Linked DNA regions of Homo sapiens: region 1 is linked to region 2. The links are chromatin contacts, found by Hi-C or POLR2A ChIA-PET in ENCODE. All regions are on one chromosome and are shown on one strand. The core of a region is the stretch at or near the end of the contact, and the rest is flanking DNA. Distances in the headings are between cores, read along the strand shown.

Evidence for each region. Hi-C counts contacts between places; a loop is a spot of excess contacts on that map. ChIA-PET counts read pairs that join two places held with the same protein, here RNA polymerase II (POLR2A). Pooled maps may share reads with other maps.
Region 1: a map of B cell shows a loop between it and region 2 (21-fold over the local background). The contact joins the enhancer-like site here to the promoter of LINC01844 in region 2. A Hi-C loop is called at or near these places in 60 of 168 maps with a recorded cell type or tissue (B cell, CD4-positive, alpha-beta T cell, CD4-positive, alpha-beta memory T cell and 40 more), 37 of 37 single-sample maps with no recorded cell type and 37 of 50 pooled maps. POLR2A ChIA-PET finds 5 or more read pairs at or near these places in 13 of 52 experiments (B cell, CD4-positive, alpha-beta T cell, CD8-positive, alpha-beta T cell and 10 more).

What each region holds. Positions count from the first base shown.
Region 1 is chr5:142,879,814-142,883,057 of GRCh38, forward strand. All of the region lies in intron 4 of ARHGAP26 (Rho GTPase activating protein 26), which reads left to right. Among named protein-coding and RNA genes, the nearest start is that of ARHGAP26-AS1, 13 kb to the left of the region's middle. Within about 2 kb of position 1,531, at least 5 of the 41 ENCODE cell types and tissues checked have a DNase peak (open chromatin) inside an H3K27ac peak, as active enhancers do; they include dorsolateral prefrontal cortex, where a contact is called at or near this core.
Region 2 is chr5:142,743,777-142,747,183 of GRCh38, forward strand. LINC01844 (long intergenic non-protein coding RNA 1844) reads left to right here and starts at 1,824. Exons shown (of 4, transcript NR_110558.1): 1 at 1,824-1,942.

The DNA of each region.
Region 1 (3,244 bases), core at 281-2,780, 140 kb after region 2:
TGTGGAGGTCCAGGACTTGCAGCCTAAGCAGGGGTTACAAATTTGTGCCCTGTGGGTACAGGGACTTTCTTTAAAAGGAGGCAGCTGGTACTTAGGTTTAGCTGATTTTTGTTGGGTCTGGAAATGGGCCCTCTCTTGCTGATTCTTTAAATGTTTCAAGACAAACTGAAAAGCCAGTTTTATGTGAAATTTCTTGTTGGCAAATAATTTTAAAATATATATTACCCATTGTGCAGGTCAAAAAATGACATCTGCAGGCCTGCTTCAACCTGGAGATCACCGTTTGTTATCACTGACCTGGAGGGACTGTAGCCTAAGCTTGACTAATTCTAATGTGTTCTTGAGAGACTGCAAAGGGAATCCTGTTCCTTTTTAAAAGGTGGATTCTCCAGGGCTCCTTTGCCCTGTAATAAATCACTAGGAGGGCTGGGCGCAGTGGCTCATGCCTGTAATCCCAGCACTTTGGGAGGCCTAGGTGGGCAGATCACGAGGTCAGGAGTTCGAGACCAGGCTGGCCAATATGGCGAAACCCCGTCTCTACTAAAATAGAAAAATTAGCTGGGCATGGTGGTGGGTGCCTGTAGTTCCCAGCTACTCGGGAGGCTGAGGCAGGAGAATCGCTTGAACCCAGGAGGTGGAGGTTGCAGTGAGCCGAGATCGCGCCACTGACTGCAGCCTGGGCAACAGAGCAAGACTCCATGTCCAAAAAAAAAAAAATCACTAGGAAACTCTAGCTGGTTTGACCTTCGGTAGAGTGTTAGAGGCTACCTGCAGAGAAGATGTTTTCATTGGAATCAATGAAAGCAAAAAGATTTCCAACGTTTTCTTCCTGTTTTTCTGGAACTGTGAGTCAATTCAGCTGCGGTCTCTTACGCCACCTGCAGGGGCTTTTGGGCAACACCACCCTCTTACTTTGTGTGGATTTTGCTTAGTTGCAAAATGAGGTATTCCTCACCCCTACAACACACACACCCCTGAGTGCATCTGCTTTCTGGAAATAGATATGATTAGGGCCTGCAAAAGATGATGTTTAGTCAGGGTCTTTCAGAGGGATGGTTGATTACAGTTTGAAAGAGGGACTGTGGCAAAGACTTTCTCCCAGTTTTAGAGTATTTTCTACTAATTTTAGTTTACACATTTATGAGGAAGTGGGAGCTCACTGGTGCTGTATCAGAGATTAAGGAATGTATAATTTACACAAAGTCTTATTCCACTAAGAATTCATACAGACTGTGAACCAGTCCAGTGATGGCAGTTAATAAGCCGTGAGCGAATGCTCCCTCAGTTCCTGGCAGTGCAGGCCCTGCCCGCAGGGCTCCTCTTGGTGGCCTTGGGGCCTGTGCCTCCCCACTCTTGAACATGCTTGGCAGTGGCTTCCGGGGGTTATGCAGAGCTTGGAGACTGAGGCAGAGCAGAGCTGTTTGTTGAGTCATCTTTTCAGTAGTTACTTCTCCTTCTGAGCACAGATGCCTCTCTCTCTGGCCTCTTCTCTCACTGGCTTGAGGGTTACCATGGTTACCAAGGAGGTGAGGCAAGAGTCTGAGTGAGCTCCCTTTGGGCTTGATACCAGTGATCTTAATGATAGGAGGAGCTACTGTCCCCCGGGGCGGCGGCTGGGGGGTGGTATAGATGGTGACATACTAGAATAAAAGAATTTAAGTAGTCACTCACCAAAGCATGTTTCCCCTCATGCATATTCTATTCTCCTATTCATTAAACCATGAATAATTATTGATTATTAAATAACTTTTGGATGATCACTAAAGAAGAATTGTGATGACATTTGGGTGATGTCTCATCCTTCCCCATTTGTCATTTTTTCCTCCTGGCATGTCCTCCTTTGCATCACTCCACACACACATACATTTATATCATAACATTATGTAAATTTAAGAGACAACAAACAAGCAAACAACAGATCCACTTCTAGGCGACCCAGGGAGCAGTCTCAAGAACATCTCAGAGCCAGCAAGTGCTCTTCAGCTGGTTTGGGTATTGGCCAAGTGGAGGTTCTGAACTCTGTCTGTGCCATGCTAAAATTACTTTTTCCTCCTCCTCCACTCTCTGGTGCTGCTTCGGTTGCCATAACAGCCTGTTGGAGAGTGCACCATGTGAAGGCTGCCAGGGAGGAAGATTCTTGGGCATTCTTATGCTAATGTGCTACTCTGGAGTAGGGCACGACCCCTGGTGCTTGACATAACCATGGCCCTAAGTTTCTATTTCCAAGTTTGAGGAAATTATTTTTTCCTGTATTAGAGGTACATTTGGAATGCTGGACTCTAGAATAAGTATAACAGACATAAGAGAGTAGCGTAGAGAGTGGGTCTACAGCTAGACTGTCTGAATCCAAATCTCACTTCTGCCATTTGCATGTAGACTTGGGGAGGTTACTAAACCTCTTCATGCCTGTTTCCTGATCTCTAAAATGGGGGTAATAATAAAACTTGCCTCGTAGAGTTATTATGAAGAAGAAGTGAGTGAACTCCTATCAAATGCTTAAAACGGTGTCTGTCGTATAGCTACCTGAACATGAGAACAAGGTTGGTCATGTAGTCATTCAATGTTAGTGATTATATTAGATACACACAGTTCATTTGTTTAAAAAATATGTGAGAGCCTGCTCTGTGCCAGCACTGTTCTGTGCCCTGATATTTGGTGGAGAACAAGGCAGGCGTGGTTGCTGTGCTCATGAAGTAGCTGGGGTGAAAGACATCAGACAAAAAGATACAAATAAATGTCTAATTTCCAATTGTAGTAGGTTCTTGGGACGGTTACCTTCATGGCACACAGGACATGGAAAGCAGGTGTGTTCTTGATAAGAAGGAGGCAGGTTTAGGTGATGAGCTCACCACTGTCACCACCATTGCTGACATTTATTGAGCACTTTCCATGTGGTAGGCACCCTGCCAAGCACTGTATGTGGTTTATTTCATTTAACCCTAGAAATCCTTTGAGGAGGGGGTGTTCTTATTTTTATTTTGTTATATGGTCCTTGAGCTGAAAGAAGAAACCCGAGCAATTATCTAATCATCCTCAATTTATAGTTGAGGAAATTGAGTCCTGGAGAGGGATGGTGATTTGTTTCTAGCCAGTCCATATTGAGTTGGGAATAAATTTTAGGATTCTAACTCAATCCTTGACTTAACTACCCCACAGTAGACTCTCTGGAAGGTGAAAACCATCTTGTGTCCTGAGTAATGGACACACTCTCCCATCTTAAGAACATTATCTAAGCTGTAGTACT
Region 2 (3,407 bases), core at 574-3,073:
CCGTTTCTCCATGACTCATCCCTTCCCACATATCTTCAATTTTGAGCATTTAGTCCTTTTTCCACTGGAAGTATGAAATGGTGGTCCCTCTTCCTGCCAAACTCCCCATCAGCTTTGTTTTGGACATTGGCAAAAAGAAATCCTGTTTCCTGTCTTTTGTTTCCTGGCTGTAGCCTCTGGTTCCACCCCCTTCTCGGTCTCACAGTGTCTATTTCCGCCTCAGGCCCCAGAGTTTCTAACAAACCCGTAGATCAGTTTTCTCTTCCATAGTTACTAGTTACACAGAATTATCAAAGAGGAAAATAACTTTTCTTCATCCCAGGGTTTTTTTTCTCCTTGGATCACTTTGTTTAGTTTTTTTCTTAGGTTAAGTTCCCAGGCTCTCCTCTGCAAAGGCAGGAAGAAATTAGCAGGTGTTGGGGGCCCAGTTCTCCCCGGGAACATACTGGAGCCCTACTGGTGTCAGACCAGAAATGATGTAATCAAGTCACTGGCAACAGAATGAAGACAAGGAAAACTCCAGGGTTTATATCTTGGGTGTGGAGATTGAGATATAATATATGGCCAGGAGGGGGAATAAGGCGGGCCTCCTTGCAAAGAACAGTTTTTGAGTTTGCATAATTTTTCCCACTTCTAGGCTGGTTGACCTTAAGCAAGTTACTTGACCACTTTAAGGTTTGGTTTTTTGATCTGTAAAAAAGGAAATCACAGTACCTACCGATGATGTATCTATCCACTTGACTGGGCTAAGGCATGCCCAAATAGCTGGCAGCACATTATTTCTGGGTGTGTCTGTTAGGATATTTCTGGAAGAGATCAGCATTTACATCAGTAGACTGAGGAAAGAAGATTCACCCTCATCAATGTGGGCAGGCATCGTCCAATCTGAATAGAACGACAGGGCAGAGGAAGGGTGAATTTGTTCTCTGCTGAAACTGGGACATCCATCTTCTCCTGCCCTTGGACATTAATGCTTTTGATTCTCAGGCTTTTGGACTCTGACACTGACACCAGCAAGCATCTTCACCCTCCAGCTTCTCTGGCCTTGGGCCTCATACTCTGAGTTACACTATGAGCTCCTGCTCCCATTTCTCAGGCCTTTAAACTCAGACTGAATTATAGCACCAGCTTTCCTGGTTCTCCAGCTTGCAGACATCATACTGTAGAACTTCTCATCCTCCGTAACTGCATGAGCCAATTCTATAATAAATCTCCTAATGTATCTCTATATATATCCTATTGGGTCTGTTTCTCTGGAGAACTCTAATAATATACTACCTAATCAAATTGTTGCGAGGATTAAATAAAATGATATATGTCATAGTGCCAAATAACAAGCCCTCAACAAATGGCCATTATCTTTATTACTAGTGGGATTTAGATCATGTGCTTCTTACTAAAATAATAAATAATATTTATTGTTTGTTTCAGCTATGAAAAGAAAACATTTGGAAGATCACTGATTCCTTCATGGAGAGGCTGGCTTGGGAATAGATGACGTGTCAAAGATTGACATCAACCTTGAGTGCTTATTTGTGGACTTGAGATACAGATAAAAAAAAAAAAAAAAAAACCTCCCTAGAGTGAGGGCTACTTGGGATACATGCTATATCCCAAGGAGTTCTCAGTTTGAGGTCAGCCCCAGCTCTACAACTCACCAGGAGAGTGCGCGAGGATGAGGGAGAGACAGCCTGCTCTGGTTCTCTTCAAGGTGACAATGACACCTGTTGACAGATGAGAATTCCAGCCAGGAATACAGATTTAGGAATCATGTTTCTCACTCTCATGATGACATAGAAGAGATGCGTCTGAATCTTTCTGCCAGTGTGTTAAAGTTATTCTGATATTGACTGTAGTTCTGAGCTTTGTCTCTATCCCACCAAACCACTAACTTCTGGAAATTACTTGTAGACCAAGATGGGAGGACTCCGTGTGTGGCTCCGTGAGTATGTCTGTTACACATATCAACTGCATTTATATATATTCTATATCTTGTTAGGAAAGGCTAGGCTATGCTGCAGAAACGAATAGCCCTAAAATCTCAGTGGCTTAAATGACATAAAGTTATTTTGCTTACGCTGCATGTCCAGATCAATACGAGCTGCCCCTGGCAAAGAGAAGGGGGACACAGAAAGTTGTATTCTGATACTTATAAACTACTGCCCATATTCCAATAGCTCAAACAGATCCTTAGCCACACCTAACATTAGGAAAGAGTTCTCTCGTCAGTGTTAGAATTTTTCTAATTCAAATGGATCTACCTGTGGTCAGTGGGATCTAACTGACATCTTGAACCTTTGAAATTATCTGGCTTGAAGCTGTCGAGTACTGACCAGTGATCTAGTGAAAACAAGACAGGATGGGGATTTTAAAATGCCTGCTAAGAATCTCTTTTAAGAAAAGAGTGATATTTCATCTGCTCACTATGTTCAAAATTAAACCTGTTTCATGCTTTATATTTAAGTCTTAAAATAGATACAGAAAGTTTGGACAATAGAACAGTCAAGATGCAATAGCAATGCTGATTTTTAAAATAAATGGTTAAAATAATCTTTGTAAGAATAATAGAATTACAGTGTTTTGAATTTTTCCAAGGCAGAGATCAGGACAGATGTTTCATTTGTATGCCTGTATCACTTCATTGCCTTAGTTCAGATTAATTTTGCTTATAATTTGGAAGTTGATAAACTAATCCACTTAGTTGAAGGTTGACTTCAGATCACAACTGCCAGTTAAAACACCATGAACACACTGGACTTTTCAACTGTTTTGAATGAAATGTGCAAGTGAAGCCAGCAGAAATATCACTGTAAGTCACTATTTACTGACTGCCTCGCATGTGCCTGACACTGGTTTAAGCACATTAAACACATTATCATTTACCATCTTCCCAGCAAGAGACAAGGCTGCTAAGGCTTTGAGAGCTACCATGTTCTGTTCAAGGTCACGTGGCTGATACATGTCAAAGCCAAAGCCTAATCTCAGGTTTATCTGAATCCAAAGGTCAAATTGGATTAATTCACTGCTATTGAACTGAATAGCAGTGACTTAATGAGACTGACTCCACTGAGGGAACCTCACAGATTTGGAGGAAGATTTTGACTGTATATGTGCTTATTTGACTGTTTTCCATTCGAGGAACTGAGACACGAAAAGAGTTCACTCAAGGATAAGTTGTGAGTCTTATGTCAACCAGAAATTATCTCTAGTTATTATTTCTGAAAGTGATAAAATAACATTATGTTCCAAGTCCTTGATGGAGAGCTTGATCCCTGGATTTGAGCTCTTTGAGAGCTTACTGGCCCTGGGAAAAGTATAACTGGTACTTGAGCCTTTTAGCTTATACTTCTCAGTCAGATTTTTTGAAACTTCTGTTCCTCATAAACTCAAGCCAAAGCATGACTATG